Linked DNA regions of Homo sapiens: region 2 is linked to region 1. A link is a loop called in an ENCODE intact Hi-C map of the cell type or tissue named here. Cell type or tissue: OCI-LY7. All regions are shown on one strand. Links, peaks and the distances in the headings refer to the core of each region. The heading gives the core; the rest is flanking DNA. Region 1 has its middle 210 kb from the start of RBM26. Region 2 overlaps RBM26 (RNA binding motif protein 26).

The links. Hi-C counts contacts between places; a loop is a spot of excess contacts. Peaks named below come from ENCODE experiments on the same cell type or tissue, not always from the same donor. Only the 100,000 strongest peaks of a DNase experiment are listed, where the experiment ranks them.
Region 2: it touches region 1 in a loop (2.3-fold over the local background); 1 of 110 quality-filtered maps calls a loop at or near these places.

What each region holds. Positions count from the first base shown.
Region 1 is chr13:79,189,441-79,197,784 of GRCh38, forward strand. No RefSeq gene overlaps it. Among named protein-coding and RNA genes, the nearest start is that of RBM26, 210 kb to the right of the region's middle. RefSeq lists a silencer at 1,503-1,612 and enhancers at 4,798-4,887, 4,998-5,217, 5,478-5,597. In OCI-LY7, for the core only: no CTCF peak of the experiment used is centred there; DNase peaks (open chromatin) are centred at 1,611, 5,061 and 5,501; H3K4me3 peaks cover 1,905 bases; H3K27ac peaks cover 1,118 bases.
Region 2 is chr13:79,323,696-79,332,039 of GRCh38, forward strand. All of the region lies in intron 20 of RBM26 (RNA binding motif protein 26), which reads right to left. Among named protein-coding and RNA genes, the nearest start is that of RBM26, 78 kb to the right of the region's middle. RefSeq lists enhancers at 6,976-7,476, 7,477-7,977. In OCI-LY7, for the core only: no CTCF peak of the experiment used is centred there; no DNase peak of the experiment used is centred there.

The sequences.
Region 1 (8,344 bases), core at 285-8,284:
TATACAAAATATAAGCATTCCCCCTCTTTAAGTTTCAGGATCCTTTAAGAAGAGATTTTAAAGAACCAATTAAACATGCTATAACTGAAAATGTTTCAAAATGAAATTCTAAGCATTGTCCAAATGAACTACATCCCAAACTTTCACAAAACACAGTAGACTACAAACCATCTCCTCTCTCCTTATATTGGTCTTTGTTTATAAGATTACTAGTATAGAACCTTACACAGAGTAGAAACAACCTCTATACATTGTATAAATATGGGCAAATTAGCCAAACCTCAAGGTTCTAAGGCCTTTGGTTCATTTGTTTCATATAGCCCATGGACCCAAAGTGGTGGGACTGATTTCCACAGAGAAATCTATCACAGGACAGCAACATACATTGTTCTCTTCCATTCTTGAATTTGACAAATGTAAGTAATGTTATAACTGACTCTTTCTAGAATTAACAGTGACATTTTTTGTTTATAAATTAAATTACAGCCAGACACAGTGACTCATGCCTGTAATCCCAGCACTTTGGGAGGCCGAGGTGGGCAGATCTCTTGAGCTTAGAAGTTGAAGACTAGCCTGGACAACATGGTGAAACCCCACCTCTACAAAAGATTTTTTAAAAATAGCTGGGTATGATGGTGTGCATCTGTGGTCCTAGCTACTTAGGAGGCTGAGGTGGGAGGATGGCTTGAACCCAGGAGGTGGAGGTTGCAGTGAGCTGAGATATTGCCACTGCACTCCAGCCTTGGCAACAGAGACAGACCCTGTCTTCAAAAAAATAATAATAAATAAAAACAAATTAATTAAATCACTTTGCCTTTAGTTAACTTACCATAATCCTTTGTTAATCAATATATAAATTCTCATTAGTCTTCTCTATAATTTCCTTACATTTACATTGGTTTCTAAGTTTGGATAACTTTAGAAGGCTATTTGTGAGGGTATTAATTGATATTATTGGAGAGTAGCAGAAGAGACCCTGCTGCTTTAAAATATGAAACACAGGGAAGATCACCTGGTTTGTAAATGATCAATGCTAAGTCATTTGTGAATTTTGGCAAAGGTGGTTTAATTTACTCTAACATTTTACTTATTTAACAAAGTCCTCATGCAGTGCTCACTGTCTGCCAGGCACTGCTCTGTGTGCTTAATCAATATGTACCATCTATGCAGAAGTTACTTTTTAAAAGTATGATGTTGAAACTATCAGTATTCTTTCCTTTGAAAGATGAGTGACAACAACAGCAAAAAACTATATTCAGCCGCTTTGTTGTGTCATGAGCAAAACAGAAAACAAATTAGCATCGATGGCATTGGCTTTCATGTAGATTAGAATACCCTCTCCTGGTATTCTTACGTATTCATAGCATTGTAACAACTGATGGTTTTTAAATTTCTCTACAAATCAATCCAGATTATGAAATCTGATGATCAGAACACCTAATTGTCACCAATCCAAATTTACCTACTGGAAAAAAGTGTTTTTTTCATTATATTTCTATCTTACATTGATTTTCTTTCCTGTTGAGAACCAAATTTCAAGCATTTACAGACTCCAGGTGGTTCACACCTCCTAGAAAGATTTCTCTAGAGAGCCATTTACTTCATTTTTTCAGTTCCTGCAGTGCCAGTAAACCTCGCAGAGGAAATGTTATGTAGAGGGAAGTGAACAACAAGGGAGGTGACTCCCTAAAACAAATGCAATAATAATTCAACACACTCCAGCCACACTGCAATGCAGAAACCAAGTAAACAAGCCATTGCTTTCGCATTCACTGTGCTAAGATGTGAGCATATCTGCATTATACCTGACAGAATCAACCTCTGAACAGCAGAGAGCTCAATGGTGCCAAAGCAGAAGTTGGCAATAGCACCAACAACTCTAGCACTTCTTGTTCCTATCCTCTTCTGTATAGTGCTTCAAGAAATAGGTCCCACCATAAGAAAAACAACAACAACAACTAAAGATGAGACTTCTGCAATCAAAGAGGGATAGAGTTAGGCTTGTCACACTTATGAGGAAGTTCAAAGCCGAAAACACAGGGCAAAACAAAGTTAAAGATAAAAGAACTGAAAGGCAATGCCATCTATGCTGATACTGAATTCCATTTTAGAAAAAGAAGAAATTAAGTGGAGGAACTTGTTGGAAGGGAATGCTCTGCTCTTCTTTATTTCTTATGTTTTCTTCCTATGAAACAAACATGTTAGTGTCACTCCAGCCTCTCCCTGCCCCCTTCCTCACTGCAGTCTGGGGGAAGAGGAGTGGCATGTGTGCTTGCTAAATTTGGAGAAGAATTTGGGAACTTATCTGGCCTATGCCAGTCAAGTGACACCAAAATGTGGGAGTGAGGAGCAAGTCTGTCCAGTTCTAGGTTCAAAATCAACAAGCTCACTAGAGTAATAGACTCTAAGCTCTGTCATCCAATCTGAATTCTATTAGTGGCAATAGGGACATTTTTTATTCCATATTTACTCTTGGCTCTATTTCTCAACTTGCTTGGAACCCACGTGGGAAAGAGAGTAGCCACTCATTAGAGACCACCATGGAAAGCCCTCAAACTTTCACTGTTAAAATAAAATACTCAGGGTGTATCCTTCTTTCTAGAGAGAATCAGATCACTTGTTCAAGCTTCCTATTCTTCCACTTTACCACTACTTTTCCACCAGTGAATCTCTAACCATCCCTTTCCCAAGCTCCTCATACCCTCTTGCTGTCTTTCCTGCCCCATCAAAGCTTGCTTTCATTTGGTTTATTTGTATCTAGATGTAAATGACTAATAACAATTTCTAACATGTTAGCTCATCAGAATTCAGCTTTTCAGATCCCTCAGGATTCTTTAACATTTTAGACTCAGAAGACCTCAAAATACAATGTCCTTATAGAAAATATAGTGGCATCAAGGTAATGGCAAATAACAAATGCACCTGAGAGAAGTTACGGATTGTACCCAGTGTGTCTTTGTGGTGGGATGGAATTTGGGGTCTGTGCATTTCAGAGAATATTTTTACTAAATAAAATAATTGGAGAGAGACTAGGCCAAAAACATAGTATTTTTTTCCAGCTAACTGGTAGTCATTCTTTAAGACTGATTTTTTAAATGTTGTCTTATTGATAAGATCTGACCTCATTTTCCTACATAGGGCAGTTCTTCCTCACCTGTGCTCCTCACAGAAATCACAAGGCTCTTCTCTCCCCTTTTTCTATTACAGTGCCTTGGGATTGTCTGCATATTCATCTGCCCACTAGTTTCTGATCCCCTCAAGAATGCAAGGAGTGTCCGATTGTCTTTGCATATCAGTCTGATAGCCAGAAGTATTCCATAAATTGGGGGGAGAGTTGGATGGAATTGTACCAGATGGTAGGAGTTCAATGAGAAAGAGAATAAAAAGGCTCACCTATTTTGAAAGTATTAATCTTTTCTCGAAAAAACAAGAAATATTAGAGAGGCTCTAGGAGGCAGAAGAAAGAAGATGAACTGAGAAGAAAGGTTACAGAACGCAATAGAAATGGCTTTAGGGGTAGATGAGAACATGACACCCACATTTAGAAGTGTCGAAGAGATTAGAATAGTCAGAAATGTGATATGGGAGAGCAAAATTCCCCCAAAGAGACAGCATGGGGAATGGCTGTGCAATAGCAGTGCTAACAGGGACAAGGACAAGACACGATTAGGACTGCTCTGACCTAGGGGCAAACAACCACTGCCAAGGACCTTAGAAGGTCCATCTTTCACTATCTAGAAAACTGGCTGCAAAAAGATGTTCATTCTCTTAAGCAGTAAAGCCAAGTTCAAAGACCTGTACCCTTAAACTAATAAGTTAAAACCCCAAAAGAAGGATTTTAATAATTATGAAATAATTTGAGGACATAACAAGAACTTCTACTTAAGAAATAGAATCTTTTGATTAATAATAAAAAAAGGCAATATGGAATAAGCATCCAAAAAGTCAAATGTTAATAATATTCAGCCTTGAAAAGGAAGGAAGTTCTGACACATGCTACAACACAAATGAACCTTGAGGACATCCTGCCAATTGAAATTAGCCCATCATGAAAAGACAAATACTGCTCGACTTCACTTATATGAGGTTTCTATGTGTACTCAACTTCATCGAAACAGAATAAGTACAGAGTGCCAGTTTTGCAAGATGAAAAGTTCTGGAGATTGGCTATACAACAACATGAATATAGTTAACAGTACTAAACTGTACACTTAGAAATGACTAAGGTGCTAAATTTCATGTTATGCATTATTTACCACAACAAAAAATAAAAATAAAATGTTTAATTTTTAAACCTTTTTAAATAAACCAATAATGCTACAAATGATTTTCATTCAATTATCTTCAAGACACAAAGGAAAAGATAAAAAAAAAATTTCAACCATAGCCCAAGTTATGTGGGTATATTGGAATTATTTGCTCATCTTAAATTTTCACAGAAGTAACACGGACTTCTCCTTAAAACAAAAAATCAAAATTTCAAACCAACAAACAATATGCTGTCAGTTTATTTCATGGTTACATCTTGAATTTAGCTAAAAAACACAAGGCAAAAATTCTCTGATGCTGTATGTCTTCAATATTTGCCCACCTACCCCGAAACTAGACAGGTTTTGCATTCTTATGCATTTTTCTCAGATTTTGTGCTTAGATTACTTTTTTTCTTGCTTTTCAAAAGTGCCTGAAACCTATTTCCTTATACCTTTGCTGTAATGAGGGGAAAAAAATTGTTTGATTAGAAATATTTAGGGGTGGGCAAAAAAATTTGCATTTCTGCTGACAGCTTCTATACTAAGTTTGGCCCAGTGGGATTAGAAGTCTCTGAGATATTAAACCTCGGAAAGAAGAATTTGTAATGGAAAGGCTGAAAGAACTTAATTATAGCCAGTAGCACCACTCAAATACTTTAAGCATCCTCAAATGTGCTGTGTTATCTTAAGAGAAAAAAAAAGATACAGAAAAGATGGAGGTTATGGATCAGACATAGGCATCACCAAAAAAGCAGTTTCACTTCTGGGTAATTTGGGGCAGCCAGTCTAACCACAGAACATCCGCAGTGCTATTTAAAGAACTAGAGAGATGTCACACTCATTATGACACCTGCAATCATTAAATCTGAAAATGACTTTAGCTAACTTCTCATGAGTGCCTCGCTCAGGACACCTTCCTTGTGTGTATTTAAGATCTAGAGTAGGAAGAGTCAATTGAGTTTCTCTTATCTTAAAGTAAAAGACAAACATCAGAAGGTCTCTGCTTTTATTTGCAAGAAATACAATTCTCCTATAATATATACTAGAGTTGACCCTGGAATAGATTGTTCTGTCATTTTCCTCATTTCTTCCTTTTCCTCACTTATAGCAGAAAAGTCTTACCCATTCCCCCACTCTAAGTGTCCCCTCTGAGCTGAGAAACTTGATGATCTTGTCACAGGTAAACAGGCAAAAGAACATCCCTGCACTTTCCACTGTCCTAGGCATGCGGCTGAATGCAGGGCTCTGCAGAGAGGAACCATCTCCACGCTGTTGTGCCTGTAGTATTGGGGCACCAGGTCCTCCACCTACATGATGAGAATAGTCTTTATAACTAATAATCCTTATATCAGAATAATTAGACAAACCTTATATTCTGAGGGGTACTGTCATTCTCTTAACCTAATTCCTGGAATCCAGTCCCTTATCTGTCTTAATCAAATTTTCTAAAAGTTCCTTCTCACTTCCATTGACTTAATGACTATTGTAGCTTTAGCTTCCTTTTGCATCCAAGACCACAGACTTCCACAAGTCTGCTTGATTTTCTTTTCCAAACACAAGGAGTCATTTTACTCATTGATTGCTATCAACCTATGACTCCTGATAGGCCTTATCATGTTTTAAAACCCTCATCCAAATTCCAATAGCTCTGTTTTCTGGAACCTGAACTGCCCTTCCACCCCCAGCCACCCAAATCTCTCCTATTTCTGATTCCCTGAGAGAATGTTTTCCCTCTCTCATCCATTCCATGAAGCAACACATTCTTTCATGGATTTACTGGAATTCGAGGGAACTGCCATTGCAGGTAAATCTTTCACATTCTTATGATGAATTCAGAACTCCAAAGTAGCAAAAGTAACATGATGAAGTCCAGATTAAAGTATTTTGTTCATCATTCAGATGGATTTTCACAGCCAGCTTGTATGTAATGATTAAAGTTGTAACCAGGAGCAGACTCCAGGCCATTTCTTGCTTTGCCTGGGAAACCTATTTAATGTAACAACTTCAGATCACTCTGTCCCTTGAGGCTTCTCTCCCACACCTATTAAAGAACACCACCAATAGAGATAGCTACCTAGATGACAACTGTAAAAAAGAGGAAATTTTGTCAAAGACAACCCCTATCATGGAGCTAAAATAATCAAGACTCTATCTAATGTCAAGCAACTTCCTTCTTAATATATACTTTTAGCTCCTGTACATATGTATTTATTTTTACTGCAAAATGTGAGATTACCATGTGCCTACCATATTCTAGGCACTGGGGATAACTGTGTACTGCTAGGCAGGAGGCCTGCCCTTAAGGAGCTGACCTTTCCCTGGCTGCTTGATTCTTTTTCTTCTTTATCTTTTTTATTGGCCATATCAGAAGCAGCTGTGAAACCAATTCATGCTTGTCTCTACTCTGCACTAACTTCTTCATTCATTTATTTAGTCTCTTCCTCATATCAGTGCTTCTAGATGAAACATTTTTTCTCTCCTAATATGCTTTTCCAAAATAAATTACTCATTTTGAGGTGCTTTTAGCACTATGAAAGACACTTTAGTGGCCCTCCTTAAAGCTGTCAACATGCACCCACATAGCCAAAGGTATCCTGTTGGAGTTGAACTGTACTATCCACAACCCAATATAACATGAGATAGTTGGGTTTCAAATGGTTTTGTAAGGTTGCCTTTCATTGGCGGGTGGTAATTCATCTTCCAATCAGGCCATCATCAACAAAAACACTTTGTGAGTAGAATACAATAACTCTTCTTTATACACTCCTGAGGTTATCTGAGTAAAATTTCTCATACCAAGCAACATTTCCTCAGTCTTTGAGCTTGCTCACCTTACCCTACTCTTATCTTCCCCAATCTCAGTCAGTGTGATATAGAAATAGAAACTCATTTTAGTACCCTCCTCGAGAGGCTGCTGTGTATGCCACCACTTTGTCTTTCAAACACTGATATGGATTGGCTGTGTCCCCACGCAAATCTCATCTTGAATTGTAGTTCCCATAATCCCCTTGTGCCATGGGAGGGACCTTGTGGGAGGTAATTGAATCATGGGGGTGGTTACCCTCATGCTGCTTTCATGACAGTGAATAAGTCTCACAAGATCTGATGGCTTTATAAAGGAAAATTCCCTGCACAAGCTCTATTGCTTGCCACCATGTAAGACGTGGCATTGCTCCTCATTTGCCTTCTGTCATGATTGTGAGGCCTCCCCAGCCATGTGGAACTGTGAGTCAATTAAACCTCTTTCCTTTATAAATTGCCTAGTCTCGGATATGTCTCTATTAGCAGCATGAGAACTGACTAATACAAACACACACACAACACATAGTGTTACTCAGAGTGCTTCTGTTATGCACATGGCTACTAAAAAGTCAAATTAACATTTAAGGAAATCACTCCCATCTATTGCGTCAAAACTGACTGAGCCAAAGGCAAACCCATGGAAGAATCAGAAATCAGTGTATCCTGAACTAACTTGAAAATCCTTACTCTAGACTGCAAATCAAATTTCCAGCTGATTTTTAGTGATGAACACTGCAGGTACACTTTTTGGGTAGCTTATGGACAATAAAATACCAATACGTAGTTCTCTTCTGGTCCATATAGATCAAAGCAAAGCCATTTACAAAAGATTTTCCTGCTTCATAATCCCCATGAAGTTGAAATTCACCTCTCTCAGACTTAATATTGTTTCTTTCTTCCCACAGTAAAGACCCGCCGCCTGTGAGATGACCCAGGCAGAAGTTCAACACTTTGGTACTTCGTGCCTCAGGCCTTTCACTAAGAAAATTGAGTGTGAGAACTTTATCTCCAAAAGTGTCTGCCTGTTGTGACATCTCTCCTGGGTCTCTGCAACCCTAAATTCTTCATTTCTTTTCAGAATTTAGCTGAAAAGCACTTTTTGCTGCCTGTTTATCTCAATGTCTGTCTCTCACTGCTAGTATTTATTGCTTATCACTGTAAGTCTTCATTGAATGTAATCTGTTTGGGGATACAGTTGGCATGAAAAATGCTTCACCAAATGAAGTTGTAAAGTATTATACATAAATACTTAATTCCTGGATTTATTTATTATCATCATTACTTATTTACCA
Region 2 (8,344 bases), core at 212-8,211, 130 kb after region 1:
TGATGATCTAACTTTACACATCTCTATATTCAGCACACAGCTCCTCAAATCTATAAGATGAGGCTACAACTTTCTAAAGTTTCAACTTTAATTACAAAATGATTTACAAACTTTTTATTAACATTGCTCCATTACAAACTTGAGAATTAGGCTGTGTAAATTTTTGAAAGAACTGAGTTTTTGCTTTGTAAAGATGTAAATTTACTCAGGAAAACTAAGAACTTCTGATGTTATAAGAAACATATTCCATAATTACTTTCATTTTGATAAAACTATTGTTTTATATTAGAAAAGTTCAAGAAACCAATATTTCAGGTAATTGCAACATAAAATCTTTAAAGTTTAAACAATTCCTTCTGTAACCCACCCATTTCACTTTTTACAAAGATTCAAAATTTCAGGCCACGTAATGTAAAAAAGCAGTCCATGATTATCCCTAGCCCTAAGAGATAACCACTATTCTGTGAGGAATTCGGAGTTAAATCCTACATATATTTTTCTACACACATACTGAAAGAACTTCTGTATATAAATATGTATGGTATGTATACGGAAACATACTAGTTTATAACTTCATGGTTAAATTATTAACCCAATTCTTTTCATAAATATCTCTCGATGTCCATACCAATAAATGTCACTTTTCTTGAATGGCCATATATATTATATATTTAGCATAATTAAAGCAATTTCTACAGATATGAACAATCTTGTGTATTTGTACATCTTGTGTGACTTTCTATTAGAAGTGAAATGTTTGACTTTTTTCACAATCTGGCCTGCTTGTATTTTTCTAATTGAATGAAGTTTGGTGATATTTTGGGCAAAATATTTTCCCCGATTGGATTTTGATTTTATGATGCACCTTTTATTGGAGAGAAAGGGGTTGTTGTTGTTCTTTTGTTTTTGTCATCAACAAGTTTTAAATTTTTCATGTACTGGAATTTACCAATATTTTCCTTTATGAATATCGTGCCATACCTTAAAAAGCCCTCTCAATATTAAGACTATTTTTTTTAAATCCCTAGGATTTTACTATTTAAAAAAAAGAATTTTGTAGCATGTATTAAATGTTTTATGTATTAAAAAAAGAAAAAAAATTCATCCAATTTAATTTATTTGGATATTTAAAAAAGACATAATGCTGTCTTTTTTCCAAATAGCTAGTCAATTGCCCCAACATCATTTACTGAATAACTTGTTTTATTCCTTGATTTAAAACAACTCCTTTGTGATCCATTAAAATCCTCATAAAGTCAGCCACCACAGAACAATGTTTTGGTCAACAATGACTATATACAAAAGTGGTCCCCTAAGATTTTAATAAACCTGAAAAATTCCTATTGCTTAGTGACCTTATAACTATCATAATACATTACTCACATGGTGATACTGGTGTAAACAAACCGATTGTGCTGCCAGTCCAGTCATATAAAAGTATGGCACGCACAATTATGTACAGCATAATACTTGAATATGGTGGCAAACGACTGTTACTAGTTTACATATTTACTATACTATACTCTTTATCATTATTTTAGAGTGTACTCTAATTTTTTTTAAGTTAATTATAAAACAGCCTCAGGCAGTTTCCTCAGGAGGTATTTCAGAAGAAGGAACTGTTATCGTAGGCCTCAGCCTATAATACACACATTGCCTATGACAGCTGTGTGTGTGTTACTGCCCCTCAAGACTTTCCAGTGGGACAAGACGTAAAGGTAGAAAACGGTGATACTGATGATTCTGACCATGTTTAGACATAGACTAATGTATGTGTTTGTGTCTTAGTTTTTAATTAAAAGTTTAAAAAGTAAAACATAAAAAAATGTTAAAAATAGACAAAAGCTTATTGAATAAGGATATAAAGAAAGTATTTTTGTACAGCTGTGCAACGTGTCTGTTTTATGCTAAGTGGCGTTACAAGAGTCAAAAAGTTTTTAAAAATTGTAAAGTTTAAAAGTAAAAGCTAGAGCAAACTAAGGTTAATTTATTATTAAAGAAAGATAAAATGTTCTTATAAACTTAGTATAGCCTAAGTGTACAGTGTTTATAAGGTCTAAAGTACGAGTTTATAAAATACGATGGTAATGTTCTAGGCCTTTACATTCACTCACTAACTCACCCAGAGCAATTTCCAGTCCTGCAAATGCCATTCATGGTAGGTACCCCATACAGGTATACCATGTTTTATCTTTTATACCCTATTTTTACTGTACCTTTTCTATGTTTAGATATGTTTGCCTACACAAATACTTACCATTGTGTTACAAGTGCCTCAGTATTCAGTATAGTTAACACAATGCCAGAGTTTCGTAGCCTAAGACCAACGGGCTATATACCATAGAGTGTAGGTGTGTAGTAGGTTATATCATTTATGTTTGTGTAAATACACTCTGTGATGTGTACACAACAATGAAATTGTCTAACAACACATTTTTCAGGTCATATCCCTCTTAAGTGGCACATGATTGTATAAACTTAGGTCTATTTCTGAACTGTATTGTACTACATTATCTGCTTTGTACTGCTTTTAAACAGTACGAATAATTAATGCAAATAACTTTTTAAAGTATGCTATGGCAGTGCTTCAAGAGTTATGCATGTACTTTAAAATTCCATTAAAATATATTTTTAAAAGTGAACTGTATAGCCATTTATAAAATGTTAAGGAACACCATGTTTAAATGTGCTCTACAGGATGCCTACTTGGGCTAGGACGTAGTGGTCAAAAAGGTGAAAGTGGACCTAAATGTAAAAATCCACAAAATATGAAAGGGGGGGAAATAGTATCAGATGAAGATAAAATTTGCTTCCCAATGCAAATGTAGCTGATAATCTAGATTAAAAAGATAATTTTTGAAAAAACTACCAAAGTACCAAACTAAAGCCAGCAAAGATAAACTTAAACAAATCATTTCTACAAAACAGCCTGTAAAAAGACACATTTAATCATTAGATACTGATAGTTTCACAAATGAATTCTATTAAAATTTTAAAAAACATATTTCCAAAGCAACTTAAATTATCTCAGAAAGCAAAGAATAATGGAAACTTTCCAATGACAGGTAATAGAGATACCTGACAAAAATATCCCTCCCAAAATTTACAAACCAATCTTACTTTTGAAAATCATTTTAAAAAGTAAAAAGAGAAATAGAAAGAAAAAGAAGAGACTTTAGTGATTTTTAAAAATACAGTACTATGGGATTTAAACCAGAAGAGAATGATTAGAAGCAGTGCAATGAAATAAGGTGAAAAAGAAAAAAAAAAAGTCATTGTTATACAAACATCAAAAAGCATTATAAAAATCCATTTCTAGCCTGGGCGTAGTGACAGAAACCTGTAATTCTAGCACTTTGTGAGGCTGAGACAGGCAGATTGGTTGAGCTCAGGAGTTCAAGACCAGCCTGGACAACATGGTGAGACCCCATCTCTACAAAAAATACAAAAATTAGCCAACTGTGGCGGCGTGTGCCTATAGTCCCAGCTACTTGGGAGACTGAGGTGGGAGGATCACCTGAGCTCAGGAAGTCAAGGCTGCAGTGAGCTGTGATCAGACCACTGCACTCTAGCCTGGGTGACAGAATGAGAACCTGTCTCAAAAAAAAAAAAAAAAAATCCATTTCTGATCAAAAATCTTAATGAAACAGAGTCATTTGTATTCTACCTTAAGACAAAAAGCCAGCATCACACATAATACTGAAAATACTAGAAGCATTTTCATTCTGCAAAAAAGTCAGTCACTATTATTATCGATGTTTTTAACATTTTTCTAAAGGTAAACGATGAAATAACAGAAAGTAGTATAAGTGTAGAAATGTGAGAGGTAAAACTATGTTTAACCAAAGATAAATTGAATGAAAACCCAAAAAACCCAAGAGAGCAAAATTAAAACCATCAAATAGTTTGATAAGATGGCAGTTACACATTTAATAAAAAAAGATGAACAGTCTTCCTACATATGAAGAACCAATAGAAAATATTATGGAACAAAAGATCTCATTTAAAATAGCAATAAAAAGATGAATTATTATGGGGAAATTTATAAGCAATGTATGTTGTCTATATAAAGAAACCATAAGCAGGAAGGGTGGGAGACAGATGAGGGTTGAAAAATTACCTAATGGGTACAATGTTCACTATTTGGGTAATGGGTATACTAGAACCCCAAACCCTACCAGTATGCAATATACTCATTAACAAACGTGCATGTGTACTCCCTGAATCTAAAAATTAAATTAATTTTTAAAAAAGAAAACCTTAACACTAGTAATATATACTGGCTATGTTAAAAAAAATTAAAATGCTCTTACAATGTAAAAAGTACTGAAGAACTTGAAAGACAATGAGGTTTTAGAGGAAGACTTAGCATTTGAGGAAAATTTAGTATTATTATGTTCATTCTCCCATAACTTAGTCTATCTTTTTGAAACTAAGTTTATTCAAAAGTTTACATCGAAAATAAACACCTAAAACATACCAGCAAGATTCTGAAAGTGAGTAATAATTGGGTGTGAGAGGGAATCCAAACTGCCCTGACAAACTACTGAGTTTAGAAAGCTAGTTTAATTAAAACAGTGAGAAACAGGCACATGAAGAGAGAACTCATCAATGGAAGAGTCTGGAACACACCCAAATAAACATATCAGAAATTTATATATTTCACATAAGCCTGGAAAAACTAGATTTAACTAATGAACCCAACAGGCTTCCTATTTCACTCCTTAGACCAAATAAGTTCCACGTAAATTTTTAAAAAAATGAATGTGAAGTCTTCAAAGAAAAAAAAAAGCCTATTAATATTAAGAGTATTAGAAAAAACAAGGGAAAATGTTTCTTATCTCAGATTGGTGAAAGCCTTTCAAACTATAAAAAAAGATTAACTGGACAATTAACTATTATTGTGGAAAATACAGCATAAATGAAAATTCATAAAAATATAAGCTATGAGCTAATTTCCAAATATACAAAGAGCCCCTGCATTAAGTAAAAAAAAAAAAAAAAAAAAAAAAGACTACTCAGCAAAATAATAGAATGGGCAAATGACATTAACAGTTGATAGACATAAAAACAAACAATAAAAACAGACAGCATTTAATTAAACATGAAAATGGCTCAACTACAATCAGAAAAGTGAATTAAAACCTAAATGAGTTTCTATTTCAGTTTGATAAACTGAAGATAAAACTGATACCCCACTCCGATAAAAATGAGGACAAACTACATACCTATGGATTTTTTTTTTTAATAAGAAAAGTAGTAAAACCACTATGTAGCGTACACACTATGGCAAGAGTGTAGGGAAAAAGCATTCTCATACATCTTTGGTGGGCAAATAAGTATAACCTTTATGGTGGGCAATTTTCATTAAAAATTTAAACGTACATATCCGTTCACCCACATGTTGGTGTCAGTGAGAAAGGTGGAAAAATGTAGAGACATTAAGACCCATGAGATTAAGTAAAAACCATAGAGTCTAGAATTAACAAGTATCAGAGTGAATTCTGAATTTATCTTTACCTATCTACTTGTATGTGTGTATATATGTGTATGTATTAAAAACTTTATAGCCCCAAATTAAATGCAAAGTATCAGTATGAGCTCTAAATTTCTTTATACATGTGTATATATGTGCATATACATATATATATATGTATGTTTTTTTTTCACTCCCAGTTCTGACAACTGAAAAGGATTAGTGATGGTAACATACTTAATAGTAATGCGTACCCCTAGTACCCAAACTGTAGTGTCTAAATATCTTTGCCTAATAAATAAACCAAAGCTCCTTAGAGAAAGGGTCAATTCCAGGTCTGGAAGAGACAGTGTTTAAAATGAACCTAGAACACCTTCTCATACCAGAAGGAACAGAACCACTAGGATCCTGTCAAAAGCACTCAGGAGCCAACCTGTAGTCTCCTGGCCAAAGATGGAATAACTTCAACATTAATAACTGAGAGCAATGGATTTGTACCCATAAAATGTTTATATATGAATTTATGACTGCATAACACCAATCAAGCTATATCAAAATATGAACCTTATCTAGATCCTTATTTTTAAAAAGTAAATTTACAAGAAATTAGACAAATGTCAACCCTGACTGGATATTTGATATTTAGGAATATAATTTTTAGGTGTGATAGTAGTACTGTATTTTTTTAAGGCTCTATCATTCGAAGAGCCAACCTACGTTAAAACCTAAATGAAAAAGGAAGGAATCAAACCTCTAGAAACTGGTTCCATCATTTAAGGTTCTATCATCTAAAATGTTTACAGATGAAATGATACAGTGACTGTGAATAGCTCCAAAATAAGGAGTGGGCAAGTTGTAGCGAGTGAAATATAGATGAAATAAGATTGGCCCTAAGTCGATAACTGTTGAAGCTCAATGATGTGCATATGTGAATACATTTTATAATTCTAATTTCTATACTATAAAATGTACACAAAATTTGAGTTTTAAAGCTGAAATAGTTTATTCAGAGGCTTGTCTCTAGTCTTTTGACTATTTATTCTTACACACATTCATTCAAAGCTTACAGCAAATTAAGGAATGGCATATACATAACAGAAAGCACAAAGGTTAAAGATCTAACAAAGGAGGAAAAAACTATGAAAAGTAATTGTGGATTCCACATCTTACGTGGAAAATGTTCTGGAAACAATTAAGTTTGGAAAAATGTTGGGTGAAACAAAATTAAACAGGTTTGTTTACCTCTGGACTTAGTCCATTTAGACTACAGTTCTAAATGGAATATAAAAATGCAGCCTTTCACAAACTTATCTGACAAGAGAATCTTTTGTTAGGGGATCTCTTGCAGAAACAGTGTTTTGCAAAAACTACAGAGAAAACTGACTTGAAATACAGATAATTACCGAAAAGTAAACTGCAATCCTATGGTTCCTTACGTTTTTAGTAACGATAATATAACTAATATATAAAAGAAGGCTAAAAGCAAGTTTAGTAATATTTGTAATGTTATAGAATGTTAAAGCACGAGTTATGAACACAAATACATATAATTATATAATATATATGACCACACATTTTTAAAAACATGCAAAATCTAATTTTTAGAAGTTACAAAGAAAGACTTCCAATTCTTTAACTCTTGAGTTCAATGCACATGGCTACTTTCCCACAAGCTTCAGACCTCAAGTTACTAATTCTGGTAGCACAGTGCCCATCACATAGCAGCACTTAATAACTATTAAGTATCAGTAAAAACACACACACATACACACACACACTCTGCTATGCACATAATTTGACTTCTTTTGGTTGAATCCATTTAGTAAAACATGATTCTCTTTCCCCCTATTTTTTGCTAAGATAGGGTCTGGCTCTGTCGCCCAGGCTGAAGCACAGTGGCATGATCTCAGCTCGCTGCAACCTCTGCCTCCTGGGCTCAGGTGATCCTCCCACCTTAGCCTCGCAAACAGCTGGGACTGCAGGTGCACGCCACCACACCTGGCTGATTTTTTGGTAGAGATGGGGTTTCTCCATGTTGCCCAGGCTGGTCTCGAACTCCTGGACTCAAGAGATCCACCCCACTTGGCCTCCCAAAGTGGTGGGATTACAGGTGTGAGCCACTGCGCCTGGCCCCTCTTTCCTTTTGATATAAAAAATTGTACCTCGCAGCCAGGCACAGTGGCTCATGCCTGTAACCCCAGCACTTTGGGATGCTGAGGCAGGTGGATCACGAGGTCAGGAGATCGAGACCATCCTGGCTAACATGGTGAAACCCTGTCTCTACTAAAAATACAAAAAAAAAAAAAAAAAAAATTAACTGGGCGTGGTGGCAGGCACCTCTAGTCCCAGCTACTCGGGAGGCTGAGGCAGGAGAATGGCATGAAGCCAAGAGAGGCGGAGCTTGCAGTGAGCTGAGATCACACCACTGCACTCCAGCCTGGGCAACACAGCGAGACTCCGCCTCAAAAAAAAAAAAAAATTGTACCTCTGTGAGTTTGGGACTATAGGTTTCATTTTTGTTCTGATTCTTCTAAAACAGCAACTTAATTATTCCTATTCTGAACAGGATCTTGGGCTCCTACAAAGGTACAGTAACAATTCAGTGCAGAAAAGATAATATTCAAATCAGTCATGGAAGAGACGACTGCTTTACTCTTGTCTGAGTACTTATCCAACTTTAGTACTTTGGCATGGTGATAGACAAAAAAATAGAAAATAAGGTAATAGGAACCATCTTCTAGGTAACAAGGCAGAGTCAAACCATAAACCATCTTAACCTAAAGCTAACAGTGTTCTGCTTATACTGATGGTCTTTAAAATGCTTCAATATTTTTCCTGAGGAAAACTTCTCACTTTTCAGTTATATCT